2 separate regions of the Homo sapiens genome follow, and region 1 is linked to region 2. The links are chromatin loops, found by intact Hi-C in ENCODE. Cell type or tissue: HepG2. All regions are shown on one strand. Links, peaks and the distances in the headings refer to the core of each region. The heading gives the core; the rest is flanking DNA.

Region 1 (16,030 bases), core at 6,564-9,063, 92 kb after region 2:
TTTGAAAGCGAGCCCAGTCGGCGTCTTACTGTTTAAGTCTTATCTCTTAGAGCCAGGGATGAAAGGCAGAAAGACCAGTCAGTCTCTTTCCTGTTTGTTTATTTCCTGGCCCTCTTGTCCCGTCTGCAGCTTTGCCCCCAGAGCTCCTCATCTGTATTTATTTTCCATCTGCTTCCTGCTCTCTAGACAGTCTGAGACAGTCTGCTCACCAGCCAGCAGTTCAGACAGAGAGGTATAAATATTGTAAAGTGCACAAAGGCCGTGCTAGGCAGAGAGGGACAACGAGCAGACGTAAAGATGCTGGTATTGCAGAGAGATTGTTTTAGGTGGGATTAAGCAGCAATGTTCTTTGGAGTTAGTCAAGACTGCTATCCATGCTGGAAGATGAGCTCATGCTTCATAGGGGGAAGGCTACTGGGGACATGTGTTAGCTTCATTTCAGAAGGAGTTTGTGATCAAGCCTATTGTTTTCCTCTCTTCTGCAGCTATTTCTTAAGGTCCTTTACAGTAGACCGTATTATCTGAGCCAGCTCTAAAGGGATTTTTGTTGTTGTTTTGTTTTGTTTTGGTCTTTCGTCATTTTGACCAGTGGTTTTAGACTTCTGGATATCACAGACTTAGTTAAAAAAAAAAAAAAGCTAAAAATATATATAAATAAAAGCAAATCTGTGTGTGTGTAAAGGGAGGGGGCAGATCGCTTTAGGGTTGCCAGTTTTCATTTGTGCCAAGAAAGGATATTGAAAAAAAGATGATCATCTCTTCTCATTGCTTGCTCTATGAAAGGACAATGTATCCCTAAAGAGTGGGAAGCAGCACCATCCTTCCCAAGAAAGTGCTCAGCAACTTCAAACCCATACATATGTTTAGAAAGATATATTTACAATTTTTAAATGTAGAAAAATCATAAAGTAAAATTTTAGTTTATCATGCCACCTTCTAGACACTTGTTTTATCGCAAGTTTATCAGCTTAAAGATTTCTGCTCTACAATATGAAGCAGAGCCCAAATGTCCAGCTTCTGGGAGTGACATTTTAAAATCACATTCAGTGCTATAAGTCCATTCTCCCATAATTATGTTGATGCAAATGAAAACATCATTTCTGGTGTTACTTCACTGCATTTGGAATATCCTGGGCAGAGCGATACTTGCAGGTGCCCGAGCCTATGAAATAATTTGGAACTACCTTCACATTGGTAATACTTAGACTCCACATTTGTTAAGTGGGGTGGCGGGGGGTGCTGGTGGTAGTCACTGAATAGAGGAAGGGCAGAGAAGGAAAACTGGTAGAACTCAGTTTTGCTTTGACTGATGTGAGCAATTAAATGTTGCCCCCAGCCCTGAAAACCCTACTCTACAAATCCAAAATCCTTTAGTTAGCAGAATCTGTTCTCCTATGAAGACAACAGAGAGACATATGTTGTTATTTGAACATGCTCTCAGAGGGCTGTGCAGTCCCACCCATGAGGGAAAATACAGTTTTCTTGGTTATTTTGTTTTTAGTGATTTTAAGAGCTCCTGTGGTATCATATGTTGACACCAAGGAAAGGTGTTTTATTGACCCACTCTTTACCAGGGCCCACATTCTGTGTGAGCCAAGAGAAGTGGACAAACAGCGGCTTCCCCTACCCCCTACTTCCTCTGCCCCCTCCCTGGGTTGGGGGGAGCAGGAAGCAATAGACAGCATGTCTGGGCGGTGGGGAGAGGTGAAGGGATCAGGGAGGTCTGTAAGAGACAGGGTCACACAGTGTGGCCTACAGCAGAGCAGAAAAGACTTGATCTGGGAGAAATTGATCTGAGAGGGAGGTTGCAGCTCCCATCTGCTTTGGCCTTAAACCAGGATTGGGGAATGACTGATTTAGATACAATTTAGTTGCTATGGGTTGAATTGTATCCTCTTAAATATTATATACTGAAGTCCTAATGCTCAGTACTTCAGAATGTGGCCTTACTTGGGACTAGTCATTGCAGATGTAATTAGTCAAGTTGAGGCAGGTGAGGTCATGCCTTTGACCTTGTTTTCTGGGCAATCTGTGGCCGTCCTCTTCATTTCTTATTGCTTCTTCTAGGTGCTCTGCTTGCCTGGCTATAAAATGGCTCTAGACCAGAAGGATACTCAGGAATTGGCAAGAAAAAATGAGCACAACTCTCTCCAATATTCGTTAGAATTCACAGCTGTACCAAGAGACACCTTTGATTGGACTAAAGGTCACCCAGGACAAATGTAGAACACTGCAAATGAACTTTGAGTTCCCATGGTAGTTGATCCTGGGAGAATATTGCAGGCATAGTATGATTAACTGAAGTTCCCATGAGTCTAGCAATAGGTTCAAATAAATGGGAAGAAAAAACTACACTCAGAGTTCCTCCTTTTTCCTAGGAAAAGTTTTTTTATGGATGCATTAATTGGACTTCACCCAGATGCAAAGCTTATAAACTTAAGAGTATGGCAAACATTGGTTGATTTCCTGAACATGCATGGGAGAGATATCCTTGTTATCCTTGTTCTCCAGAAAGGCACGTGAGGCAGGAAGGTGCATACTGCACGAACTCAGTGTGCCATGCTGCCAGAGTCAAGTTTCCTAAGCAGATTTTCTTCTATTCTTCATGCTTTCAATTGTTCTTCTCAGTGCCTAACAGAGACACAGCAAGTGCAGAAGTGGGAGTTAAGTGGGAGGAGGAGGACAAAGTCAGAGTGGATTGTTAGACCAAGACACAGGCTTTGGAAGTATCCAGGGGTAACTGACAACGTGGCTCCATCTTTCTCTGAGGTTAGCGTCTTTAATTATTAAACACAGAAGCTTCATCAACATTTGGACTCCTTGGAGACAACCAGCAATTATCTCAAATTCTGTTCCCACTGCCACCCCTCCTCAACTTCAAAGGAAACTCATTATCAGGCCCCAAATTCTTCAAATTACTTTCCCATCATCTTAAATTATGTTTATAAGTAGTTCATAATGAGAGTCTAATCTCACCCTTCAGATTACTAAAGAAGCTCATGGTAGATAGACTGTGATAAAATTATTCCAAGTCAGGGTGATTATCATTCTTCACAAGAAGATTTTATTCACAGGTTTGTTAAAATTTTAGAAGATATTTTATGTACATATATTTACAAAAATAATTTATACAAACTTCTTCCTGACTTTTATTTGCAAATTAACATCCAAATGAGACTTCTTTTCAAAATGCAATATTTTATGTCTTGCTGATGAGTCATTAAGAAACATATTAAATTGTAATGAATATAATGAGCTTGTCTTTGAGGTTGCCAGTAAAATATAGTCTTTGTTTTCTAGAAGATTGTCAACTATGTCTTTGTTTTCTAGAAGATTGTATTTCATGTAACAGAGATCAAGACGTGCCTGAGATTTCAAGCCCATATTCATAGTCAGAAAGCCTAATTCATTAATTTGAAAAGTGTTCCTATTTTGGTTTATCCTTGACATCAACAAAAGAAAAGAAAAAAAGTAAATAGAAAATAGGCAGGTGGAAATGGATACAAAGTTGTTAGGTGTCATATTTTGTTAACCAGGATGTTTTTCAATGACTATTTCCAGTATTATTTCTTAAAAATTTAAATAGATACTAGATGGTTAAAGTAGATGCTAAGATTTTTTTTTTCTGGAAATCATCTTTATATTGAACAAAAGATTCAAAAGTGCATCAGGCTGCCCTTGCCCTCCTGAAGTCTTTCTTCTTCTCTACCTCTTGTTTCCCTTCCTCACAGTTGCCTGCATTCTCAGACAGGCTCTCCCCTGTGGCAGTGAGGTATTGGCAGCTATTCATTGTGTCCTTCCAGGCTGCAAAGGAGCAGATGGCCTGGGGGTGGGGGAGGTATGTGAGAGGGAAGAACAGGAGTCTGACTTTAAGAATTTCAAGATTTACAGGGACAGATAGCTACTGAGTAACAATTACAATTATGATACAAAGTGATATGATCAGTTAGGATACGCAGAGGTTGCAATGGCAGCATGAGGAAAAGGAATCTGATACAACTGGAGGAAGCCTAAGAACATTAAGTGGCATCCATCAGACAGACAAATTTGTAGAGTGGGTAGACCCCAGGGAGTTGTCAATAGCATGATGCCCACTATATGTGTAATAAAGAGTTAGGCAGTAAGTAGATGGAGTGATGGATCGGTGGATAGATAGAATCTATAGCTCAGCTTTTTGTAGATCCCATCCTCAGGAGACCCTTGGATCCTGACCCAATCTCCTTATGCTTATGGTTGTTCTCTCATGCTTTACTCCTTGTTCTAATTCTATAATAAAGTCAGAAAAGTCACTTGGGGAGGCAGAAGCAGGGAAAGGTTGTACTTTACACAACTGTGGAAAAACTGCGATTAAAAAGTTTAAAAAGATGATATAATACCCATAAATCCTTGTGCATTTCTGAATATATCTGATTACCTGTTTAGGATCAGGCAACATAATCAAAATGGAAACGTTGCTATGTGAGCACATTAATTTTTATCCCTGAACTCATGGCACTAAAGACTAAATCACTGGATACAGATAGGAAATGCAGAAGTGCTTTGGAAGCATAAAAGACTACTCCCAAGGAGGAAGTCAAAAGACATTCAAAAGGGAGAAAGACAGATACAGGCAAAAGAGGTAAAAGGCAGGTGGAGGGCTGTCATCATTTCTCCCTATTCTCTGGCTGCTCATGTGTGAGCAGCCTACTATGGTCCTGAGTAGCCCAACTAAAAGGGGCATTATAAAGAGATAAGAGGCCCAAATAGATGAAAAGAAACAGAAAGTGGAAGGAAACATAGAATGGAAAGAGGAGAGAAATCTTGTTTGGTAAATAAATTATAAAGCAGTTGATGATTCATTTCCCTAACATCAAAGTTAGTGCGTTTAACTGAGGTAATCCTACTGTGATTCTTGCTATGGGGTCCCCATTCTACAGTAGAGAACAGCAGCCGTCACAGGTCACTTCTTAGCCACTGCAGATAATTCAACCAGAAGAGCCCCAGTTACAGAGACATAGGCAAGAAGAAAGAGTAAAGTGTGTTTGCATTGTGCACAGACAGTATTATCATTAGCATGATTATTGTTTGAGGAAAACCAAACAGAGCAAGAAGAGCCTGTATTTTTTCACTATTTATGGAATGCTTTGCTAAATACAGACACAACTGTAAATCATTCTGCTTCTAGGGCATTTCATTTTGTTTGGATCCTATTGGTTTCCTGACTGGTCAGAGAAACCTCTTGCAGTCTGTCAATTAAAACACAGTATCACCTCCCTAATTGGTCCTGATGGTTGTAAAGAGCTGTTTGAATTCCCAAAAGGGCCTGAATAGCAAAAGAAATGTAATTCTATTACTTTAATGCCTACGTAGTAACTCAACTAATGGCTATAAAATGTTGCCAACAGGGGGACCGTAGGGACTTGGAATTATCATTTTATCAAAAAGCATTAATGGATGTTTGTATATAGAAGATTAAAAGAAAAATGTACTACATGGCTAAATTCTAAATAGATTAGATTAATTTGTTTGTAATAAGCATACAGGTTGAAGAGGAGAATACATCCTGCTACATGGTTGGATACAGTCTGCTCCTATATGAAATTTGAAAATTCCCTCTTCTTCCCCAATGTTTAAGACATTTATATTACTTTTGTTAAGTCCTTTTGGGGATCGTCAGGTTCTTCAAACTTCACCTTCTTTCTTATTGCAGAACCTAAAATATTACCCTGTTTCTCTTTCTTCCACCAATAATCCACTCCATGACTTTGCTGTGTTCTTCCCAATAGGGTCTGTGGAGTAGGTTTTCATCTAACCTGTTCCTCATGTTCTCTGAAGACAAACGTGCAATCTCTTGTCATGTATTGATTTTGAAACAGACAATAGCTGAAATTGCAAATGTGGGAAAATTATGAATGTTCAGACACATAAAATTATTCGAATCACAACCCCAAATACCTTATTTTCTCAAACAGCTGTCATAAGCTCTCTAATAATGTTCTTTTTTTCCTCCCTCAAGTAATCTAGGGGTCCTCAAGGAGAGGTTTACAGGTGTCCCCAGGCCCTCCTGCCTATGGATCTGAGCTGTCCCAGGCTGCAGCTCCTCTTCCCTGTTCTCCAACCTGGAGTCACTCTTGCTGAGCTTATGAGGCTTGTCAGGCAGGGCAGGCACAGTTGTAATCACTGAGTGCCAAAGTTGGCAATGGCCTCTGGCAGAGTCAGGAAGAAGGGCTCCTGTCCTTTTGTGTCACACTGTGTTAGATGTGGGACATGAGCCCAGTGGGCTAAAACATCTATTGAAACAGCTACTCAAGTTTTGTTATGGTGCCTCTCCCTAGGACCTAAGCATGTGGTCTAAGGGATTGGGCTGGGCATTGAGTAGAGACCACTTGCTCCATGTAGACCCCTCCTACACCCTCTTTGAATTCTAAGACTTCGTTACTCAGCCCTATTCCTGGCTTCTTCCTCTCTTATAATGAGCTGTCTCCTGGGGGTACCTGCGTCTTCCCTGAGAGTGGAATTTTGCCTGGTACTCCACTAGACTGTAATGTGCCCAGATCACACACTTCCCAGCAGCAGGTGCAATGCTGGCTTGTTCCCAAGAGGCTGCTCATTCCCCATGCACTAGACTTCCATCTGGCCCAAGCCACCAGCCTAAGCCAAGAGAGGCCTGGACCCTGCAAATGGATGGCAGAAAACCCAGGCTCAAGCTGAGATCCTCTGCACAGGCATGGTCTCTGGTTCCTGATTTTGAAATAGTAATTGGAAGACCTGGCTGCCGGCCCTCTGCTGTCTGTTTTCTTTCTGATTATAGGGCTCACCAAACTCTTCCGAGAGAAAAAGCATACATTTTGAAATATTGAGTTTTGACTCTCTGTGAAGGCCTGCAGAGGGATGTCAGGGATACCTGAATGGTTGCTGTCTGTTGCCTTTGGCCTCTGCTGTGTCACAGCTGTAACCCTGCTTGGGCATTACCTGAAAAATCTCAGAAGCGTAGTCTTCTACAGATTTCTGGCTATCTTCCGACAGATTCAGAATTTAGTGTGATCTGAGTTGGTAAGATTTTCCTAATTTCAACTTTCACATCAAGATGGTATGCAGCAAATTCTACGTGATAATTATTAAGGATAGAGCAGATTTCAGCTTTGTGACTAGAAAAATACAATCCAGTCTATTCATATCTTGAAAAATTTCGAGAAATTTTCTCCTGTGCAGAAGAAACCAACTTCAGAAGTCACGAATGTGTTAGACAAAGATAAGAGCCAAATCTAAGGTCAATAAAATATTTACTCTGACAGCTGTCAAGTTTGCATTTGTTTAGAACCTGAAGTTATCTGTCAGTTGTCTATGAAATTCACTGCTTTAGCTTTCAGTTTCCCAGATTCTCTTCTATTTGTTACCATTTTTTTTTCTAGCTTCCTTTCTTCAAAATTCACCCACCATCTCTCATAGCCCCACTCCCATTGTGATTTCATCTTTCCCTGTGTCCTCAGAGGTATCAGAGATGCGGCAAGGCAGGCTGTACAGTGCTTGGTGCCGTGGAGCATTTTTTACAGCAGGTTCTGCAAAGTTGACTGTAGATTTAAAGCAACCTTTACATCCTATCTGAAGTGAGTTGATTTATGAGTCAGTGTTTGGTAAGTACTCAGAGATCCTTACATTAAATGCAAGATCCAAGTGCACCGTATTATTGCTTCACTTATTTGTCTTTTGTAAAGCACCTGGTACCATGACAATATTCACTAAATAAATAACAAATGAAACACACTTCCTTCTCTATTTTAATAATATACTATTCATGCAATTTTTTTTCCCAGAACAAAGGATCATTGTACGGAGTTGCTCTGCCAATATTAGGCTGATATCTTATTGCAGGCAGAGTGAAGAGATAAAATGGCATGACACAGGAAAACTGATAAAGTTTCTTTTCAAAACAAAGGAGAACAAGGCAATAACACAAAATATGATAAGCCAAGAAATGATTCAATAGAATTAATACAAATATGAATGTAGTTCCCTTGATATTTTAATGCTTCTCTCAGTTATAAAACAATACCCACATGCCCAGAGGAAAATTCAAATTATAGTTTCTTGATCAATTCTATGTTGTTTTTCTTTAAAAAAAAAAAAAATCTGTTGTCTTCTGCTATGATTCTGTCCTTAGGAAATCATACCAGAGATGTTTAACAGAGAGCAGAACCATTGCCAAACATTTCTAGTGGGAACTGAGCTACCAGATATTTTCCTCAAATTATAGAAAATTGCCATTTGTAAAGTCCACATTATATTTAGCTTCTTAATTTAGGATTAAACATCTGTAACTTATTGTTAGGACATCCGGAGAGTTTGCAAAATTCTATAATAGGAATATTGTCTCTTTCTTTAGTCCCATGGTGTCTCCAAAGAAAGTTGTTTTGGTCCCATTTGTAAAGATTTACTGATGGTCAAAGGAACCACTATGTAATTTTAGAGTAAAAAAATTGCAATGTAATTTTGACATGTTTTCACCCCAAACTGCCACCAGTTGACCAAGGATTCTGATGGTGGTCACCCTTTAAGCTGCCTGACGTACCCAAGCTGGGATCCAGTGGAACAGAAGGGGCAACTTTATCTCTTTCCCCAAGGGCTTCAGCTGGAGACCAAGATGCCGCAATAACACAAGCCTTGGAGAAATTTAGGAATGGCCATGATTTCCCCCTGTAGGCTCCACTAACAGTCAACTAGGAAATAGTACAACTTATTCTTAAAACATTAAAGAATGGACAGTGATCTTTTAATGACTAAATTTAGCTGAGGGGCTTAGAATTTCTGAATGATCAAGGGCAATGTAATAGAACTTGAGTCTTGCATTTACAAGCTTTTCAGATTAGCTTTAGTTCAGTTTCTTCAAATATGGTCAAGGAAAGCTTCTGAGAAGACACCACATTAAAGCTGAGCTGTGAAGGATGATGAAGATGATATAGGAATAAAATTCAAGAGGAGGTTTTCTGGCTAAAGGAGTAGAGTGGGTAAAGCAAAGCAGTGGGAAAGGACATGTGCGTTTAAATATTCGTCAGAGCTCCCCAGCGGCCCTGGAGGTACACATGAGGCTGGAAACATGTTACAACACTCTGTTCTCCCAAACTATTGGCATTGATGTTATTTCCCCTGGAAAGCCTTCTCTGAAACTGGATCAAGTGCCCTTTCTCTGCTTCTGGATCCCTCTGCCCTTGTTCCAATTTAGTTCTTAGAGCAATACATGCATTTATTTATTTTTTCTTATTTGACTTCCTCTCTCTGGTTTAAGCTCTTTAGAGGAGGGTCCTTGTCTTGACCACTTCTGCCTTCTTACTGCCCTAGACAATGCTTGATAGGTGCTCAATGAATATTTTTTGAACTGAATAAACAATGCAAACTGTTCCTTAAAAGATGCTTTTAAAATGTTTTAAATTTTGTTCAAAGGCCTTAGACTAATTGTTTTAAAGGCATAAACCATGTATTAATAATGAATGTGAATATATTTTATAGTTAAACTATTAAAATAAACTTACTCTAGACCATTATAGAAAGAACAGAATGCAATACCAGATGGGTACCTTTTGGATCCACCTGAAGGATTTCAGCTGTCAAATTGCTAAAAGTACCTCTTTATAAAGGAGTTTCATCTATGTGATAAATTGCTCATACCAGGGACTATTAAGATAGCAATACAGTAAGTCCTCACTTAACACTGTTGATAGGTTCTTGGAAACTGCAACTATAAGCAAAATAGTGTATGACGAAACCAATTTTACCATAGGCTAAATGATATAAACAAGAGTTAAGTTCCTACAGCATATTTTTGGTCTCAAAACATCGAACTTCCAAATAAACACCAATATACTTTGGATATTAAGCATTGAAATAAATTTGAGTTATACATAGATTTAAGATTAATACAAACAAGCAAGATAATTGTTCAACTGCTTATTCCAGTTCAGGGTCGACAGTGGCCAGAGCCTATCCCAGCAGCTTGGGGCACAGGGCAGACACCAACCCTGAACAGGACACTTTCCCATTACAGGGTGCACTCACTCACCCACCCACACTCACTCAGGGACAATTTAGACACACCAATGAACTGAATGTGCATATCTTTGGGATATAGGAGGAAACTGCAGGACCCAGAGAGAACTCACACAGATACGGGGAGAGCATGCAAACTCCACAAAGACAGCGGCTCTGGGGAGAAATCTATTTTTTTCCTTCTCATCAATGTTATAACGAAATAATATTGAATGAAACATTATTTGAAGACCTGCTGTTGAAGTGGGTAGAACCCCTATAATCTGCCCGGGAAAGACTGTGTTGGAGAGAACTTGGACTTGGGGTCAGAAAACATGAGACAGCTCTGGAAATGGCTATGGGAACCTGAGAAGCTATTCAGGCCCTGATCTTCAATTTCATATCCACACACTCTCAAACAGAATATCAGCTCTGCTTGCTTTGCAGAGTTGGGAAGATAAATTAAGATAATGTAGATGTGAGATAATAAACTACAAAGAATTCTCCTTTTTATCATAATGGTGCAAGAAACAAGTTGAATTGATATCTCAAATCCTAGAATGTCTTTTGTTCACAAGTTCAATAACATATTCCAGACCTTAGGACTTTTGATTTGATAAGGAATCCGTTGATTGTACCCTTACCTCTTTCTAACCTGATAAGGAAAGGAATATAAATCACCAGTAAAGGAATGTAGGGTTATAAAATTTATCCTTGGCAGGACACTGTATACCCTCTGGTATTTAACACCAAATCCCAGAGTCAGATTCAGCCTCCAGGTAGTTTTTGTGTAGAGCTTATTAATAACTGCATGGAAATATCCAATGGCAGGTTCTGGCCACAGTTAAGTTGAGTGCTGGCTGGACAGATGAGCTCTGCTCTCCAGCACATTTCTCCCATTCTCTGCTCTTTTCCAGGATGTCAGGGGGTGGCTTTTGCCAACATGTTGAAAGGCCTGGCCAGTTTTCCTTCAGTGCTGCTCAGACTAGGTTACAGGGAGGGTTGGCATGTTCACCAACTCTATTTCTACACTGACTGTTCTGACAAAATTTAAACCTGATAGGGATTTGTCACTCCCTGGTGGCCCTTTGCCTTAGTTTATGACAGGCTTATTATCTTTGATCTTCCAAACCCAGGGAGTAGAGGATGGGTGTTTGATTTCATATACCAGGTACCGTCGACTTTAATTATCTTCTTGAAATCCGTCCAGCATGCAGGGATGAGGAACTGAAGTCCCAAATCACCCTGTAGTTTGGACAGTCTCTAAAACCAGAATGTGCATATATAGTTTAGTTATGCAGTATTTGTCAGGAAAATGCCATATTTTGCTGAGTTGTGATTTTCTGATATGCCCCATTTTAAATTAGACCTTTTTGTGTGTGTGGTTGATTTATAATTCTGACAGAGAAATAGCTATAAAATATAAAATATGTAACCAGCCAGGGCTGGAACACAGCCATATAATTTCTCCATTTGCTCTGCTGAAGTTGGTCATATGTAAATCCTCTTCTTTGCTTGGTGGCAGAGTCCATGGATGGGAAAACTGGAAGAACATTGTAGAGTGGGAGTTAGTCATATCATGTTTAACAGCATTAAGAGTCAAATATTTTTTCTCAATTTCAAATAATTTCTCTCTTAAATTTTGGTTAGTTACCTGGGTCCTGAACTAAATATCATTTAGTTCAGTCAACTGTGGAATTAGAGCTTGACAAAAAAATATATAGCCAGGCGGCCAGGCGCCCTGGCTCATGCCTGTAATCCCAACACTTTGGGAGGCTGAGGTGGGTGGATCACAATGTCAAGAGATTGAGACCATCCTGGCCAACGTGGTGAAACCCCATCTCTACTAAAAATACAAAAATTAGCTGGGCGTGCTGGCATGTGCCTACAGTCCCAGCTACTTGGGAGGCTGAGGCAGGAGAATTGCTTGAACCCGGGAGGCACAGGTTGCAGTGAGCCAAGATCACACCACTGCACTCTAGCCTGGTGACAGAGCAAGACTCTGTCTCAATATATATATATCTATATCTGAATCTGTAAAATTAAAATGGTGATATCTGTCCTATCAGCCTCATGGCCAGGGAGGGAATCCTATGGTGGGAGGGTGTAGTGGGTAGGGTGTATAAAACAGAAGGCTCTCCAGAGACTGTAATGTTCTATAAATGTAGTGTATTGTCATCACTTGGCCCACAAATACAGATATTTGAGAAACTGATAAAATGCGGTTGAAAAGGAGGCATTGTGTTGTGCCCAGAGACATCCTGTGGCTCATGGGGAGGGGATAGCCATCATAGGCTGCCATATGGACCTCAACTTACAGGCCCCCATGGGGACAGAAGCCATAACCTTAATTTTGGAGATTGGTTCAGTGTAGGAACCACATTCAAAAGTCTTCCATGTATAAATTCAGAGAAAGTGATGAGCAAAAAAGTTAGAAGCCGGTGGAGTGATGATTAGACATGCATTTATTTGCTGTACTCTAATGTGGGGTTTGAAAAAACTGGTAGACTCTAACAACTTTGTCAAGATGCCCTTCCCAACTTAAACCATTCATTTCCTCTTTCTTTATCCCTTACACTCCAACTGTGGAGCAGCCTGTGGCTTAGCCAGCAGCCAGGCATGGAATGGGGGTGGGGGGTTTGGGTGTGGGAATGAGTGTGCCTATTCTTGGAAGCTGGAGTCCGGGGTTTGAGTCTAGACTGCACCTCTACTGAGTAACTCGGAAACCATGGACTATCTAATCAATGCAGTTTGCCTGCTTCATTTATTGTGAAGCTCTAAGCAAAAGCTCTACAGAAACTGTAGAGTCAGCCATGTAAACTAATATTATTATTACTATGTACATCAATGTGCATGAATGTGTGTTTATCAATGAAATAAGCAGAAGGGAGAAAGGACGCCATATTACATTTTTACAAATTGGCTGCCTAATTTGCTTCTTAGTTAAGCACATGTCAGAATGCTTGGCTGCCTAGTTGTGGTTGTGAAGGATGTGTCTAGAAGTTACTGATCAAAATACACCCAAGAGCTCTGCCCTGGCTGCAGAAAGGGAGGCAATCTTCCACTGGTGATTTTCACACTTTATATTTAGCAAAAGTAACTTTTTTCAAAAGTCTGTTTGATTGTCAAGAAGCTTTTCAAAAACATCTTCTGTAGGAACAAAAAGACCAAACCTTCCTTCCTGCCCACTTCTACCCATAGGCTCTCTCTCAGTTCTTTCTTCCCCTCCTCCTACGTGCTCTTTCTACCCTATTCTTGCTCTCCTACACGCCTGCTTACTGTGTATTTGTAGTCCAGAAGTGGCAGCTGCCCACACAGATGAATTCAGTGGGTCAAGGGAGACACTGTATCCATAGGAACCTGAAAAGAGCCAGGCAGCCTCTGCTGTCCAACCCACGTGTCTGTGATGTGGCCAGACTGGCTGATGAAGGAGTTTTGCTCCAGTTATGACACTTAGGAACAGACAGGGCAGAAACTGACAGCTTTGATCCAGACCCTGGGATGTAAAATGTGCCCAGCAGGAGCCATTGCGGGCAGTTGTCAATCACTTCCTCTTAACCTGCTCCTGGGATCCTGCCTCTGGCTCCAAGCTGAACACTCCTAGCTCCTGGCCAGGCTGGCTATGGTAGGTAAACTAGAAGAGAACCTGAACTGGGAGCTTATTTTTTCATTCAACAATGATCAAACATGTACTAAACACCAGATACTGTGTAATAGTATGTAGTAGTAATAGAGGAAATATTATATAATAGTAATAGAAGAAAACCCAAATAAATAAGATATGGTTCTTCCTTTTAAGAAGTTGACAGTTGAATGGGAAAGACAGAAATGCACACAAAAAATTATAATATGTGACAAGTGCTACTTCAGAACCAAGCATTGTGGGAACCACAGGAGGAAGTCACAACCTCTGCCCAGATGCAGGGAGGCATAAGAGAGGTGTTTTTTGGCCAGGGTTGTGAAAGATGACTCAGATTCTTCCACATGGAGGAGATAAGCATGGACATTTCAGGCACAGGAATTTGCAAGAAGAAAGGCAGCGGAGCATGAGGATGTTCAAGGAATTGTGAGTGTCTAATGTGGCCGAAGCAGAGTCTTCAGTGCGGGTGGGTGGGGCAAATGAGAGGGGACAGGTTGAATGAGTCACTTTGGAAAGGGGCTTGAGAGCAGTGCTAACGGGATTGGATGAAAAAAGGAGCCAAGGCAGATACTGTAAAAATACCTTTCATTATGAAAATCTAAGCCTGCAGAAAGTCTATTGCTGGTATTTATGCTAGTGACATCATCAAATCTGTGTTTTGGATGGGAGCTCTGGGGCAGTGTGGAAATGGACTGTTGTGGGAGGATGGGGAAGCTGAGTCAGGGAGGTCCATTAGATGGCTATTGAAAAGCTATAAGAAAGAAGTTACGAGAAGCCACAGTAAGGCAGAGGCAGGAGGACTGAGGAGCAGCTTAGTGGGGTGTTAGACACAGTAAGGCCCCAGGGACTGGTTGGGGAGAATGGTTTGGGGAGTCAGCAATTTTCTAACTTAATGGATGAGGTGGAGGGATAGGAGTGTGAGTAACCCATCTGGAGAGCCAAAGCCCAGAAGGAAGCTCTTGGGGAGGATGGGAGAGCTTCTGACTCTACTTTCCACTTAAGACAGCAGTTCTTTGTTAGCTGCTGAGTTCAAGGGCTCTGAATTGGGAAAGGCCAGGGGCTGAGCTCAGCAGGCCTGTATCTTGGGACTAACCTTTAAAATATTTGAAAACAGCTATTTAGCCCTCCCTTGGCTTTCTTATCACCAAAATAAAGCCATCTCAATTCCTTTAATCTTCCTTCCAGGGCCTTCAGTAATTTGGGTTGATCTGTTTTCTTTCCTCTCACTTAAAATGCAAAGCCCCAGGTTAAAATAACACATGAATATTTCTCAAGTTATAGATGTAATTATATTTTTTATGTTTGCTGTGTACTCTTTAGTGAATATTACTTTAATTCTCAGCTTTAACACTTTATACTTATTAAATATCTTCTTTTGCTAAGAAAAGTTTAAAATTTTTAATTCATTATTTTTCACCTGCTCACTAAATATTTCCTCCCAACAATATGCTTGCCAGCCCTCCCCTTGGTAATCAATGTCTTCTCAGGAGCCCCTGTGGTGAGCCTCCTCTTTTCATGACCTATTATTACAGAATTGCTACATTGCCATTGAAAGCAATGGCAAAAACTGCAATTACTTTTACACCAACCTAATATTTGGGTAAAGTTCCAGACTCTGATTTCATTAAGGAAGGACATCCCCCTGGCCAAATGTCAAATAAAGGAACAAACACAGCCTGTCAGTACAGTGGTGGTCTGGGGAAGTCTTCCAGGAGGTCCAAAGACTGAGTTTGCACTGGAAGAAGGACTGTGCTGGTATCTTGGAGTTATTTGTCAACATGGAGAGAAAACAGCTCATATTCTTAATTATGTTACAGTTGGAAAACATTGACTGAACAGTATCTGGCCTAATCATTTTAGGCCTTCTGAATACCCTGCCTGACAGGTGAAAGAAAAAGACATGGAAATTTTAGGAAGTCCTGAGTTTCATTCAAAGGTATTCATGAAGATGTTCCCTGACCCAGAGAATTCTTAATAGTTGGTCCTGCAGGTTACAGCTTGGAGGGATCTCCTTTCAGCCAGCCTTGCTCCTTCCAGAATGGTGCTGTCACTGATTCAAAGCCTCCTGGGCCAGAAGAAAGTGCCTAAGATGCACCTCCTTGGTCAGAAGAAGGTCCCTCCCCTGGGTCTTGCTACCTCCCTGGGCTCTACCAGCTCAACAAGGCCAAGTTCCTTCGCCGCATGGCCTTGGCATTCTGCTGGCTCCCTGGCACCTTTCCCTTTGCTGTCCAGGATTCTTTGATGCTTTCACTTTCTTTTTTCCTTTCTCCTTTCCTCCAGCCAGCCTTTCTCATCTAAACCATGTAACTCAGAAATATTTTTTAAAAATTCTCCCAAGGATGATAAATAAGTATCACTCTATTATAGAAGTTAATTCATTTGATACAATGG
Region 2 (15,732 bases), core at 7,304-9,803:
TCTTAAGGCCCTGCTTCTTAATATTGTCACATAGGGGATTAAATTTTAACATAAGTTTTGCAGGGGACAAATATGCAAACCATAGCCTAACATATAGGCTCTAGGAATGAGGTGTGAGGGAGGAGTCCTATTGCCTTCACCATCTAAAATCCCGGGAGACAACCATATTCACCAAAAAGAATACGAAAATTGTGGACAGCCAAATTGTTCCAGCCCCTCTGAGCGACGCCAGCTGAAATCTCTCAGCAGAAGTGGTGGGAAGTCCCTGGCTGGGAGCATTCTGTTTGGTCCCCCTGCCTAGTTGGAGAATCCCACCGCCTTCCAATGCAGCAAATGGCTGTGAGGAGACTCCAGAGTCAGTTAGCTTTCCCTCATATGAGGGAGCTTCAGGGCCAGGGGCAGGCCCTAAGCAAAGATGCCTTGGTTCTGTGGGCTAGGTCACTGGGCAAGAAGGCCAGCACTTAGGGAGCAGACTTCCAGGCTCTTTGTACTGGATTTTCTGGATTCTGTTTGGTAGACTCAGATACAAACATATAATTATGTCACTGAAAAAAGGTTTTACTGAAAAAGACAAAACGTATGAAAGGAGTCTCAGTAAACAGAGTGCACAGAGAGTGAACAGAAGTGTAAAGTGATGGGTTGGGGAGGTGGGGAAGGAGGCTTCGGGAGAAACTAACAAGCAAAACAAAACCATTTCTTGTCTAATCTTATGTCCCTAGCAAAGGTGCAAACGGAGCTATCAGTACTGCAAAAGATAGCAATCATATTGGTAAGCAGGGGTAAGCATGTTCTTGTTTTAAGCTTACTTTAGATATCTACCCCCTTAGGGACTGGTTTCTTGGAAGAAGCAAGCAGGGCATTTGCCAAAGCTATCAGTTTCTAGATATTCAATACCTGGCTTTGGTAAAGCATGAAGGGGAACATTCCATCAGGGCAAGACTGAGATTAAGACATAGAGACCTGATCGAGAAACAGATCAGCGTTTTAACACACCCAGTCAAGGGGAAATGAAAGGCTTCCCTAGCTGCCCCATTAACTGCAAATCCTCAGGCCAACCGGGGGGCAAATGACAGAAGGGAGAGGCTCCACAGAACACCATTAAGCAGCTGCAAATTGAAACATTAATCTCTGTGATTCGGCTTAAAGGAACACCAGTTCTCTAGTTGATGAAAATGCTGATAGGCTCCATGCTGGGAAAGTTCTGGTTAGAAGGGTGGCCCTCCCTTTGGGGAGCTCCAAGGACTGGCTTGGGGGATGGCAATTCCCATGGCAGCATCCAAGCATTTTATTACAATCGCAAAGGGGAATGCGTGGTACTCCTTTGGAAACACTCTCCTGGAATTTGCAAATATTTTCAGCTCCAGCAACTTAATGGCTTTTCTCAGAAGCACCAGATGAGGGAAAGGGATCCTCTTCTGCCATGATAGTGCCCATTCTTTGTGTTGAGCCCTAGAGAAGGGATTGGGAGTCTTGTCAAATGAAATGTGGGCTATCACACACTATCTGTACGCTGCTGCCCACGGAGCTTAAAGCAGATTGCCTGGGTCTTAAAGCAGATTGTCTTCTTCCCTCTCAGAGCTGGGACTGTTTGTGTGAGGGGTTGCTGGATATGGGGCTACTGTTGGGGCTCCAAGGCTTCTCACAAAGGACTCTGCCTCTTTGGAGTCGAAATAAATTAATGGGGTCCCAGGCCTGCTTCAGAACATTCTTGGTACATAGTAATATCTAACAATGACCACCCACTGTCTATGTTCCCGCATCTGCTCCGAGTGCTTTATATGTATTCATTCCTTTGAATCTGCAAAACCTCTCTGTTCGGTATTGGACACTGAGGCAGAGACTTTAAGTCACTTGGTCAAGGTGATCCAGCTTACAGAGGGTAGAACCAGCATTTGAACCAGGCAGCGAGGTGTTAGCCTGGGATATACCACTTCTCGTTGTGTGCACCCAACTGTTAGTCACTGACTGGTAGGCTGCTGTGGCTGGTGGGGCCTCTGCTCTGCAGAGATTGCCCAGCCACAGCTTACCTGACCATGCGGCTGTCTGCATGGCACCCACTTCTGCATCCTCTAGGCTGGGCTCTGCTCGCCAGTCCGGACACCCTGATTCTCTGTCCAGCTGCTTTACTGGACTATTCTTACTATTACAGCCTCCAGTGCCTGTGCTCTATCTGCAGGGCTGGACTCCTTCCGGTGGGGAGGGAGGACAAGCTGTGACCCCCTGGACACCACAGTTGTCCCTTTCTTCAACAGTTAGCTGGGCGCTGCCCCACTGTGTCCTCAGCTCAGCTACTGAACCTGCTGCTGGCTCATGAAGCATCAGAACTGCGCTGTGCTGGAGTGGAAAGAAGAAGGCTTTGGGGCCGGTGAAGTGAGATTGAATGCTATCTCTCCAATGGATCGGCTGTGTGACCTTCATAAGGTCATTCATCTTTCAATCGGGGCTTCCCTTGGAAGAAAAGATGAGCTAACCTTTATGAAAGCACTTGACACAGGGCTTAGCACACAGTAGGCTGTCAATAAATCTTAGCTCTCCCGCCCTGCCTTCTCCATGTGAAATACGGCTATTCAAAATAAAGAAGTGTTAGCCACAGGCCCTACGAATTTTATGTGTTTGCTCAGCCCCCCAGGGGAGGAACTGTGAGTGTATGTGGGGTCGATGTATGAGCGGGTAAAACTGGGCAGTGTATATACCAGGCTATTAATAATGATGTGGCTCATATGTTTGAAATTCAAGGATATGTTCATACAAGACCTAAGTATGTTTTTACAGCTCCACAAACCATTCATCCACCCCAGCATAACTTTTTTAGTGCCGGTTTTAGAATTGTGATGTTTTCTCTTTTCTCCTTAAAAAGCGATTTACATTGCAGAGCAGTTTCTGGCCTTGGCATGCTGTGGAGTTAGTGCCTGGACATTTCTTTTCTTTAACTGTTTATTAAGGATGAAGAATCTAGCTTGGAGATATCTTAAATCCTACGAATTTTGTCAAAAATTCAGCTCCAACCACTTTTTGAGCATAAAGAGAAAATAATTGGTTTTAAAATACGTACATAAGTTTAAACGTTGGGATCCCTGCCGAGACCTGGGGAGGAATTACGGGAATGTCAGAACCTGGAGAATTCCCAGAAAGGCTGGGATGAGGCGCTCCTGGGGCCCTTGAGGAAAGGCTGATCTGGGTGGGAGCATGAACCCAGCTTGGTTTAGGGTTTTCCAGGAAGTGAAGGCCTGCAGTGCTGTCTTTGGCAGCCCAGATAAAGGGAAATTTCATTCATAACTAACTTCTACCTGAATTTGAGTACGCCATGGGAGAAAATTATGGCTTTGGGTTTTCTTGCCAAAGTGATTTGAATTCCATCCAGTTCTGTTACAATGAAAACTGCCCTCCATGATTGGCTAGATGGTATATTTAACATTCTCATTACTTGCAGGATCAGGAGCTGCCAATTTGAGTCCTATCACTGTGATGTTGTAACTACTGATGCTCCATTTTCCAGATAAAAAATAGAAAAATATTTTGAAAAATGTGTAGAGCTATCTATAAACAAGAAGCTGACCTAGGACACATAGCTTTTGACCCCTTAATGGATTATTTAATTTATTTATTTCACTACTGTCCTCTCTAGCCCATTTGACTGCTGCTAATTTGGACATGGAAGCCAGTGACTTTACCACTGACAGCCAGCAGGACAGGCTTCATGGGCATGTGACCTGTGTAGTAACCCATGGCCCCATCCTTGAAAGCAGCCCATATCTGGTTTAATGCTTTGCTGCGGGTGTCTTGAAATTCTTAATACTTTTTGAAAAAAGGGGCTTGCATTTTCATTTTGCAATGGGCCCCCAAAATTGTGTAGCTAGTTCTGATGGCCAGACTTACCCCTGTTCATTTGCCTGGCTAGGTGGCGATTCCTTTCTTCCTTCCCTCCCTCTTTGGTCCATATATGTCACTTTGACGCCCTTTTGTTGATGTAGATGACTGTTTTACTTCTCACAGCCTCTATCTGCTATCTGGGAGGTTTGGCCAACTTGGGAAGGGTGAGGGCTGTGAGTGCACAATCCAGATTTGAGTGGGTGGCAGAACGCTCTGATACTCAGGAACACATTGCATCTCTACAGGGAACCTGTTGTGTGTCTTGGAGTGAAGACTAGAAGTGACTGTGTCGTCCACAGCTATGAAGACCTGTACATCCACTTAGGAAGGTGTCAGAGTTGTGGGGATGGCAGTGGTCAGGGGCATTATTTTGAAAGTAAAAGTAAATAGAACGGGATGTTGAGGTTGATGAAGCCCCAGAACTGCAGTGAGTAAAGATCCATCTTGATTAAGTTGCACATGCAGACAGGGGACATGAAGCCAGGCCTTTTTATTTGTTCATATTGGCATACCCTTACTTTTTAGTGAGGCCCTTGTTGTTCCTTCATGCCGACATGTAAGTAAAATTGCTCTGGGTCTCAAGATATAACTGTCTGTCATGGCTTCTTTAGAAAGGATTTTTGAGTAAAACGTCAGGGCCAGTTTGGATTTCACAGTGCCAGGAATCAAATTCCTGGTCAGTGTGTGAAGATTGAGGACTTTGGTCCCATAGTCACACACAAGTGCAAATGAACATGTAAGCACAACTGGATATCATAGAAATCTGGATCACAGAAAGATGGACAATCGGGACTAAGCTAGGACTGTGCACTCCAGAGGGGTGACTGGAGCTAAATCCAGTCTTCATCTGGGGGATGTGTCTGCCCGGAGGTATTGCCTCTTAAACATCCATGCTAATGGGCCAGGTGTAGTGCCTCATGCCTGTAATCCCAGCACTTTGGGAGGCTGAGGCAGGCAGATCACTGGAGGTCAGGAGTTTAAGACCGACCTGGCCAACATGGTTGAAACCCCGTCTCTACCAAAAATTACAAAAATTAGCCAGGCGTGGCTGGGCGCGGTGGCTCACGCCTGTAATCCCAGCACTTTGGGAGGTCGAGATGGGCAGATCACGAGGTCAGGATTTCGAAACCATCCTGGCTAACGCGGTGAAATCCCGTCTCTACTAAATATACAAAAAATTAGCCGGGCGTGGTAGCGGGCGCCTGTAGTCCCAGCTACTTGGGAGGCTGAGGCAGAAGAATGGCGTGAACCCGGGAGGCGGAGCTTGCAGTGAACCGAGATCGCGCCACTGCACTCCAGCCTGGGCGGCAGAGCAAGACTCCGTCTCAGTAAAATAAAATAAAATAAAATAAAATAATAAAATAAAATAAAATAAAATAAAATAAAATAATAAAATAAAATAAAATAAAATAAAATATAAAGTAAAATAAAAATAAATAAAAATTAGCCAGGCGTGGTGGTGTGCACTTGTAATCCCAGCTACTCACGAGGCTGAGGCGGGAGATTTGCTTGAACCCTAGGGGATGGAAGTTACATTGAGATGGCACCGCTGCACTCCAGCCTGGGTGGCAGAGTGAGACCCTGTTTAAAAAAAAAAAAAAAAAAAAAATTAACACAAAGGCTGACAGCCCTCAGAGAGATTCTTCATCTCGAATTCTACCATAAGAATTAATTATTTTTTTTTCTGATTTTAAAGGCAAAAATTGAACTTGGTATAAAAGCTTGAAAATAAGTGAAAAAGAACAATAAAAAGTACTCATAATCTCATAACCCAGAGATGATCATTGTCTTCTTTTTTTAAAGGATTTTGTAAAGGAGTAAGTCCTCTGGGGCATTAAGGGATGATTTTATATACAAATTTTATGTCACATTAGCCTGTAAAAATTCCCCTCTTGTGTATGTGAATAGTCTTGAGAGATAAGTGTCTTGTAAAAATGATTTTGTGTTTCTGCAAACTTGTTACTGGAGACCATGGAATTTCCTTTTTCTTTTCTTCACTGTGGTGGAAAAAGATGTTCGTTAGATTTGGTCTACTTAAAACTGAGAACTTACAAGTAAAAATCCACTCTCCTTTTTTTTTTTTAGGAGGGAAATGATTATGCAGGTGTTCAAATGAGGTTTTAACTGCATATGCAGAGACTCTTAAGCCAGTGGCCTTCCTGTGTTTGTCAAACTAAACTTTGGATTGTGATTGTGCCGAGTTTCCTGTGCTGCTCTTATTAATAGATCCTGTGGATAAGGATCTCACAGACCTATCTTTGAGTGGCCAGTGTATTCGTGTTAGGGGGGAGAAGTGATTTTCATATGGTATGTTTTTTCCTTCTTTAGTTAAAAAATCATTAAAGCCTTTTGTGTTCATATGACTTGAAAGGCAAGGGGACCTATAGTTAACTTGAGAGTTAAATTATAACTTCTACCTTCTGTGTAAAGATAAAGACTCCTTTTTTAAAAAAATCAATGACCAAGTTGGTTGGGTGAGGGGTGTTTTCTCATACCGTCTGCTCTTTCTACTTTCACCTGCTATCCCCTTCAGCCTTTAAAGAAAAACACTTGATGTGTGAATGTGGATGAAAATGACTATTTGGTTTTTGTTTTGTTTTGGAGTTCTAACATTTATTCAATTTAATTCAGCCACCATTTCTGCATGGATAGACACCTACCTGGTGAGCTGGAGGTGCGGGGAGGATGGAATCACAGGCAGAAGGCCCACAGTGCCTGACCTAGAGGGGTGTTGCCGCTCCAGCTGGGTAAATGGAATCTTATTCCAAGATATAAAGGATACAGTTGTTTACAATTTCCTTAACCGAGGAGCATTTGACAGGGATGATAATATTAGGGTAACTGACTTCACCTGCAGTTTTTTCTAAGGGCTAAAACTGAGCCAGAGGCCTCTGTTAATGGAACTGGATCTATTGTGAAATTACATCAGGTTTGTTGGGGCAGCAAACATGAGGTCCTCTTTGTCATTTTGGGGGTTTGAAGCCATACCAAGGGCCTTGGTCAGGATGGGCCCCAGGAACATCTAGGTTGATTCTTTCCCCACTCCTTTCACCTAAATTTCCTTAGAACTGTGCAGAGTGTGTATAGGCCTATGATTGACACCTCTGGGATGAGATGGGTCTCTAGTCCTAGCCCGTGGGTGCAGGTAGAGAGATCATAGTGACTAGCTGGGGCCAAATCTTCTACTGGGCTCCTTGAAACTGCCACAAAGGATAGGTCAGAAGTTCCTGACCATCGTTTTAAGTTCTGGTTGGTTTGACCCTTTTGGCTTTTTTGTCCATCTGATGAATGATCACCAAATTGTCACAGAACAGAAGCTAGACCTTCTTTGGAAGTATTATTTTGTTTTGCTTAACATGCCTTTGGAGTGATAGCTTTCCATTTCTGGCAGCAGAAGTGAAACACAGATTAGATAGCTTGTGCCCATTTAGATAATATGTTGTTTTGTTTTGGAGTTCTAACATTTATTCAATTTAATTCAGCCATCATTTCTGCACGGATAGACACCTACCTGGTGAGGTGGAGGTGTGGGGAGGATGGAATCACAGGCAAAAGGCCCACAGTGCCTGACCTAGTGGGGTGTTGCCACTCCAGCTGGGTAAATGGAATCTTATTCCAAGACATAAAGGATACAGTTGTTTACAATTTCCTTAACCGAGGAGCATTTGACAGGGATGATAATATTAGGGTAACTGACTTCACTTGCAGTTTTTTCTAAGGGCTAAAACTGAACCAGAGGCCTCTGTTAATGTAAGGTTCATAGGGAGTTGGTACCTAAGCCTTTTCATTTAGAGACCTCCATCCTTAGCCTCTGAACTTACAAGCCTTCTCTTAGCTCATAGGTCTTTCTTAATGTAATCGATGTGTTTCAGAAATGCTGCCTGAGATAATTTATTTTTGTACAAAGCAATTATATTTTTATAGGCAACAGAGATGCTTTTTCTTTAAAAGAATCAAGTTGTGCACTATTTTCTAAAAAGAGCTGTGAATCTCCATTTTATCCTCTACATCAAGTCTTTTAAAGTAGGAAATATATATTCATTAACAAGTAGGCTAACAATTATGCATTAAAAATGATAACAACGTATCTGATAATTATGTGTCTTTTGAAAAACAAACCTGAAGACTTCTTCTGAATGGCACATTCTCATCTTGGAAGAGGATATTCTTTGAATAGTGTTTTGTTGTCGTTGCCCTCTGCTCTTCTGACAGACGGTTTTGCCGTGATTGGTGGTATTTTCCTATCATGTTCCATTTTCAAATGTTAATCATTAGTCATTCTTCATGACCTCTCCATGCAGCCGCCAGAATATAATTATTAAGGGCTGCCTACTTGCACAATGATGGGGAGGGGATCTGAGGGTTACAAATGGCCCAGGGTCATGTCCCAGGTCAAAAAAAGATGAAACGTTAGTCTAGTGATCAGCCCCTGGGTCCTGGGAAAGATAGACCTCTAAGAGCAGTGGAAACTGAGAAGGAAGAGTGTCTGCATGCACTCAGGGCTCTCAGAGCCCCCTTTGATTTGTTGCCCATTCCACACTAAACTCTGTTTAGTAATAAACAGAGTTCAATGGCCAGAGTCTAGACAAACAAATCACGGCCTGGAAAACCCTGTGTTTTGATGACATGTTATGTCTTTACAGCGTGTGGAGGATGGAGCCAGCTTTGAAATTCTAATGCATGGTCTTTGTGAGCTTGCAGCAAATCAGAGAGGCTGAGTCAGGGAGACAGACAATCAGGCCCTGCTCTGGCCAAATTAGAAGGCATTCCCCACTTTGTGGCTTGTGATTTTCCTGCTCTGTCTTCCTCCAGGCATTAGGAAGCTGTCGTGAACTTTAGTGAAATGTGAGAGGTTTAAATATTAATATTTCTGAAGCCCTCAGGGTAGACTCAACACCTGCTTCCCCTGCACAGCTGCCCTAAACAGTTTTCACTGGAGAGACTATTTTTCTCTTTAAACAAAATATTTTATCAAAGTTGGTTTTTAATTGAGCCAGGGCGCCTTCATGTTCACTGGCTAGATTTATCTCTGCCATTTGGAGGGGAAGAGAAATCTCAGAGCTTCCTCATTTACTTGCTCTTTCCTCCCTCGCTCCATCAATGGAAGTAGAGCATCAAACAGGGATACCTTGGCAAGCTCAGTGTTAGCAGCACAAAAGACAAACACTAAAATCTCATTTCTGTTGGGACAGAAACAGAAAAAAATGCTAAGGAAGGGCTGAGCCTGCTGAGTTCCCTGTAAAATAATCCCTGGAGTGAAAACAGCAGCTTGTTCTTCTTCTTTTTTTTTTTTTTTTTCGAACATGTGCCTCTTATACAGTCCAGGATGATCAACTGTGTATACAATAAAGAATGCTTAGAAAATGTGACTGGTAGTATTTTTCTGTTAATGTATTTGAGCTATTTTCATTTTAAAATAATTCATTTCCAGCATGTATGGAGGGAGGTTCTTTTACAATTATTCAAATACATTTTTCCTTGCAGGCATTGAATTGTTTACTCAATGTTAATGGTTCCTTACAAATATTTACTGAATCTCTCTGTAAACTCTCGTCTAAATTAGACCAGAAGGTTCAAAACTCTAACTCCCTTTTGCTATCCAGCCTTTTAAGGTAATCTTTCTGCTGGTATCTGTACAATTAACTGAGAGCATTTTAATAACAGGGAATAATAATTGCTGTTTGCTTATCATCAAGAGGAATTTCCCCCTTGTGAATTTACTTTTAGGAAGACTAGATTGTTATGTAGCACGCGGTGATGCTGATAAGGACTTTAATTACTGTGTGAGAGATTTTGGTGGACGGGGAACAGGAATTTGCAGTGTTTTTGCTCATATTTTATGGAGAATTGAGAATCCTAAATTTCTGTAATTGCTGAAAATGTGGGAACTGCTAGAGTAAAAGGTGTTTATATAGATAGCCATAAATCTACAAAATTGTTTATGTGTGCAACAAAGTGTGCAGATATGAACAAAGGATCAGGTGATAAAAACCCAAAGCTTATGTTTTTTGCTACTCTTTTCAGAGAAAAGACTTTGTCATGGACATAAATTAATTCCTCTATAGATTTTTCTTTTGTAATAGTGTATTTTAATAGAATGTCATTTCCTTATATATTTTTGTTAAGAAACAAAACATAGCCAGGTCTATATATTAATTTAAATTTTAATTGCAACATGAAAGAACAATACCTGATTCTACTCTAACATTTACACCAGAGGTGACAATGTTCGTGTTTTCAATAACTTAATGCCTTTGTTAATTAAGTTTCAGGGATCAAGAACTGTATTAAATAAGCTCAATTAATATATATGCATAAATGTGTGATGAAATAGAAACATATTAAAACTATTTCTACATTACTGCATATATTCGTCAGTTTAAACTCTGAAATTCAAGGGATTCTTTGTCATCTTTTATGTGGGAAAGTAGATGCAAGTCATGTAGCTGCAGAATGTCAAAGGTAGGAGGTTTAAGAGTTCACTAGCCTGATCATATTAATTCATTCATTTCTACATTTATTCAACAAATGAAGGCCCACTATGTGCTCAGTTCTGGCATCACCATGGTGAGCAAAGTAGACCAGTTCCCTCTCTCCAGAGATGGATGTTGGGAAAAAGTGACATGATCAGATCTGCATTTTGAAAAGCTCAGCCTCATTTTCTTTGAAGTTTTATAGATAATTATATAATTCAGGTAAACTACTGGAATAGAACCTTTTAATTCTAGGAAAATTTAAAGAGTGACATGTATTCAGTGATGAACTATAAGTTTCTGAGAAGCTTTCTAATATTACAGTGGTTTGTATTATTGTTGTGTTGCTGAAGTTAGAAAAGAATGATACTATAGATAATTCCCCCTGACCCACATTCTTTTTCTAGACCTATTTATTATTACATATAAATTCCATACATTTATTGAACATATAAATTCCAAAATTTTTGATGGCTTAATTAATAGTTAAATAATGCATCAGAATTCACAAACAGTTGAACTTAATCTTTACCGTGGCACTCCATTCTCCTTGGTAGCTGAAAATGTAATCTTCCAAACTCAAGGGAAACAGTCCACGTAGTGATGACCCAGTCATTTCCTGCCTAGATTTAGTCATTTGCAGGGTTCTGCTCTCCTCCCTTTCTTAGGGGTGGCATCTAAGTTCACAGATGGGGAGGGGTTGGTGGCACTTGCGGAATGGGTTTGGGGAATCCTCTGGTTCTCTGGCCCAGGGTTGGCACTCTGCAAGGTGTTTTCGGCCCTCTGGTCTTTAAAGGCTATTGGCCTCAATCCCTCTGGATTGTGCTACTAGGTCCACATGGTCTGTCTTAGTCTGTTGGGGCTACTGTAAGTAAGCACCCAAAGTGGATGGTTTATAAACAACAGAAATTTATTTCTTAAAGTTCTGGAAGCTGGGAAGTCTAAGACCAAAGTGCTAGCAAATTTGATATCTGTGGAGGGCCCTCTTCCTGGTTCATAGATGGTGACTTCCTGCTGGCTGTGTCCTTACATGGCAGAAGGAAGAGGGGGTCTCTCTTGGGTCTTTTTTTTTTTTTTTTGAGACAAAGTCTCGCTGTTGTCACCCAGGCTGGAGTGCAGTGGTGCAATGTTGACTCACTGCAACCTTCGCCTCCTGGGTTCAAGCAATTCTCCTGCCTCAGCCTCCCGAGTAGCTGGGATTACAGGCGCCTGCCACCACACCCGGCTAATTTTGGTATTTTTAGCAGAGACGGCATTTCACCATGTTGGCCAGGCCAGTTTTGAACTCCTGACCTGAGGTGATGTGCCTGCTTTGGCCTCCCAAAGTGCTGGGATTACAGGTGTGAGCCACTGAGCCTGGCCTTGGGTCTTTTTTTTTTTTTAAGGGACTTAATCCCTGTCATGAGAGTTATATTCTCATGACTTAATCACCTCTCAGAGGCCCTACCTTCTAATTCCATCACCTTGGGGTTAGGATTTCAACCTAGAAATTTTGAGGCAATACAAGCATTCAGATCACAGCATCACCTCCACTTACCAGACCCCCACATTCTGCATTCATCTTGTTCCAGTCAGGAGACCCCTTCACATCTGTGGCCCTTTCTCTGGCTTTCTATAATCTGGTTGTGGGGGAAGGACTCTCCACAGACACATGACTGGCTGTCTGTGCTTCTTCCCGCTGGATCCTGGGGAATAAATTTGCTGCACAGGCCATGCTGCTCTGGGAACCTGGGATCTCCTCACTGAAGTTACCTGAGGCAGGGCATGGGGGTGGGGCATGGGGAATAGAGCAGGTAACTCTACTGCTGTCCTGCTTCATTCTCAACACTCTACTCCCACTCAGAAAGATTTGTAATCTCCCCTCTCCCCAGTGGAGAGAAAATGGTTTTCTAAACCATTATTCATGGATAACCTTTATATACTGATTCCTTCAGGGCTTTGGCTCTTGATATTCAGATCCAAGCATTTAGACCTCAGAAAGCCTTTTACTGTTAAAAAGCCTGGTTTTGCAAATCAGAGGGTTTTGGTTTTCAAGATTATTGTCTTTACTATGAGTTTAAAAAATTGTTATTTTGAAATGTGGTTGCTTTATTTGTTCTCATGTCTTTTGCCCTCTTCCTGGCCATAAACTGCAGCCTCAAAGTACAGTTTTAATGGAGGAAAAATAGGAGGCAGGGGTTGTAGGGAAGGCTGTAAGAGAAGGAAAGTGAATGGGTCAGTGATTAGAAAAATTTACAGGCCAGGCGCAGTGGCTCACACCTGTAACCTCAGCAATTTGGGAGGCTAAGGTGGGAGGATCACTTAAGCCCAGCAGTTTGAGAACAGCCTGGGCATCAAAGGGAGGCCCCATCTCTACAAAAATTTTTTTTAATTTGCTGGGCATGGCTGCAGTGAGCTATGATCACACCACTGCCGTCCAGTCTGGGCAACAGAGCAAGACACTATCTCAAACCAAACCAAACCAAACCAAATGAAAAAAACCCTCAAAACCCATCAGTAGTGTTTCCCATGACCAACTCTGCTGTAATTAGAGGGGGAGCTATACTAGAACTTCTTTATTTTGTATTTATTCAGGGCTTGCCCCACTCTTCAGAACCACTGTGATGTGCCAGTTTGCTTTTGTTTACAACTTTCTTAGCAAGGTCTTTATTGAGGCCAGTTCTATATCTGACCAAAATTTATAACCTAATTTACCCTGAAAACTATTCTTGCTTCTGCTTTCTATGCCTCCACAGTGGTTTTAAAATTTGCCAAGAGTGAAATCTCACCCTAAAGCCTTTTTCTTGAAAGTGATTCCTAACCCTGAGGAGTGGATGATTTACATCACTCTTCAAAAATCATTACACATAATGTAGGATGACATGAGATGTGAACTGCCAGCCATGAAGAGGAGAACACAATGCCAGGATTTGTAAAAATGAGACTTTCTTGATTCAAACAAAATAACCATTACCAGATTACCACTGGGGGTCAAATAATCTGTTATCCCTACTACATTTCAAGCCATTGGACACTCCACTCAGCTCTCTAATAACTTGACTCTAAAGAAAAACCAAATAGCAACCCTGTCTTGAGCATGCCTGGCTCAGATTGGGTGTTGAGAAGTATCTGTTGACTGTCTGATGGCTTCTCACAGAACGAGCAGAGCTCCCGGAGCTGTGAGCATTCATTGGGCATCATCCAACCACCTCGTTTTTCAGGGAAGAACCCAGGAGGCACCTTGACATAGGAAACAGGACATGGGATCTTCTTCTGTGGGACTAGTGTTAGCCAAACCTTGGCACCTAGATAATTTTTTGGTGACTATAGGAGAGAAAGCCCTGCTCTCCTCATTCTGTGGGACAAAGTTTTTCTGGTGTCCCCAAGGATACAGAGCCCTTCCCCATTACAGAGCCCTATACAGAGCCTGTCCCCTACCCAGAGCCCTATACAGAGCCCTTCCCCATTTAGAAGAAGCATGGAGACTGAATGACAAGTTACAAAACCAGCTACAGCCCAGGCTTGTGGCACTTGCTGCCTCTTTCATTGAGAAACAATGTGGTCTAAAAGAGTAACCCTGAGTTCAAATGTTATCTCTGCTCTTTCTATAGCGTGTTTTAAATAATAATAATTTCTAAAAATATTTTCCAAATATGTAAAGTTATATGATCATATTGAATATGTTTCTTCAAACTATATGCTCCTCCTCATACATTTGTGAGTTGCCCATCCCATGAGGAATCACTGAATTAGAGTTTTTTAATGGACCCCCATGCTTATCTGGAGTGGGAGCACATACTGTGGAATAACATAATCAATCTGAATGTCATTAGCATTCATTATCTTTAAACGCATGTAGGAGACAGCTATATGCTTAGGGCACTGTCTAGATGGACCCACAGCCTTTGATTTCTGGCACCTTGCAAGTCAAGATGGTTCTGCAGTAGACAGGCATGAAGGAACTGGTATATTGGCAAGATCACATTGCAGTTGAGACATTTTCATTGTACACAAGCATAGGGAAGGAATACTTGGGATTGTATGGAACATACTGAGTAATGCAGAGAATGAGAATTGGGTGTGGAGATGGGTAGAGGTTAGTTAGTCTGGAAATTCTCAAAGGTGGTGATTGGATTTGGGAGCTGCTCCAGAGAAGGGAAGGACACAAAGAGGGCTGGTCCAGCTAATCAGGGATAAATCCAGGTTGGGATGGAATAATCAGATAAGTCATGATCATTGGATCATGACTAATTTCAAAGGTTAGAAGAGCCCTGGAGATCTTCTGATCCTACCAATGAATGAAATATTTTACACATTTTGTTCTGGTTCTAGGCTACAGGGAGAAATAAGATAATTTCTGCTCTCTAGATGCCATCAATCCAGCATTTGTGTGTCAGAGTAAGTACAGTACAGAGTGTGGTGTGTTCAGAGGAGATGCAGAGCTAGATGGAGGGGCAGGCACTTGGGGAAGCTTTACAGAGAAAGAAACATTTACAGATGAGGAAACTGAGGCCCAGAGAGGCAAAATAAATTGTCCAAAAACACACAACAGAGAATTAACAGCTGAGATCACAACCCAAAACCTCCATCCTTCCATAGGATGGATGATAGGAAGCTATCATCCTTTCAGGAGATATTGCTGGTTGCTGTGGGTCTGTCTGAGGAAGGAAAAAAATCACAAGGGAGCAGGGAGCCATGAAACACACAGGGAGTGGCTCTGGGGTTTCCTGACAACAAACCTTGAGCTTGGGGCTTGGCTTAGGACACAGAAGACCTGCATTCTTAGGATCTCTTAGATGAAGCTGAGAATGAAGCCCACACTGGAGAAAGTTGAGAGATGAAATCCTGGTGACTTCATTTGACCTTTGAATCCAGCTATGTCTGAAGCCAGTTCATGGTCTGAAGCCAGTTCTACCCATGTGTGATAAGGAATCTTACAAACTTGATGGCCTCATCCTGGGAGACATTTTTGTATAATGATGATGGACTGGACTAATTATTAATGATTGGATGGAATTATAGGAATGTGCCAGCCAGCATCTTTTGTAGTGGTGTATTGTTTTGACTTAAGAGATCTCTGTTAAAAAACCAGAGGGTAGACTATGACATTCTGAAATATATGTCTGGTCTTTGTTCAATTTCCTGACACATAGACCTTAAAATCCTTGGAATCTCCAGAATAATAGGAGTATTTTTTACATAGAGTATCTTTTGCTCTCTTATTAGAGAGCTGGTGGCTGGGAGCCGCTAGATGGCTGGTCACAGGAAAGACCAAGGCGTGGTTACAACATTGGGACTTTCAGCTCCATCCCCAACCTCCATGAAACGGAAACGGGTGGAAGGTTAAGTTGATCATCAATGGCCAATGATTTAATCAATGATGCCAGTGTAATGAAACTTCCATAAAAAC

What was found. Hi-C counts contacts between places; a loop is a spot of excess contacts. Peaks named below come from ENCODE experiments on the same cell type or tissue, not always from the same donor. Only the 100,000 strongest peaks of a DNase experiment are listed, where the experiment ranks them.
Region 1: a loop joins it to region 2, with 8 times the contacts of the local background. A loop is called at or near these places in 3 of 110 quality-filtered maps.

The regions. Positions count from the first base shown.
Region 1 is chr5:74,400,071-74,416,100 of GRCh38, reverse strand. All of the region lies in intron 2 of LINC01331 (long intergenic non-protein coding RNA 1331), which reads left to right. Among named protein-coding and RNA genes, the nearest start is that of LINC01333, 86 kb to the right of the region's middle. In HepG2, for the core only: no CTCF peak of the experiment used is centred there; a DNase peak (open chromatin) is centred at 7,680; H3K4me3 peaks cover 765 bases.
Region 2 is chr5:74,493,136-74,508,867 of GRCh38, reverse strand. The region is part of intron 2 of LINC01331 (long intergenic non-protein coding RNA 1331); the gene reads left to right. Among named protein-coding and RNA genes, the nearest start is that of LINC01331, 36 kb to the left of the region's middle. In HepG2, for the core only: no CTCF peak of the experiment used is centred there; a DNase peak (open chromatin) is centred at 8,307; H3K4me3 peaks cover 1,918 bases.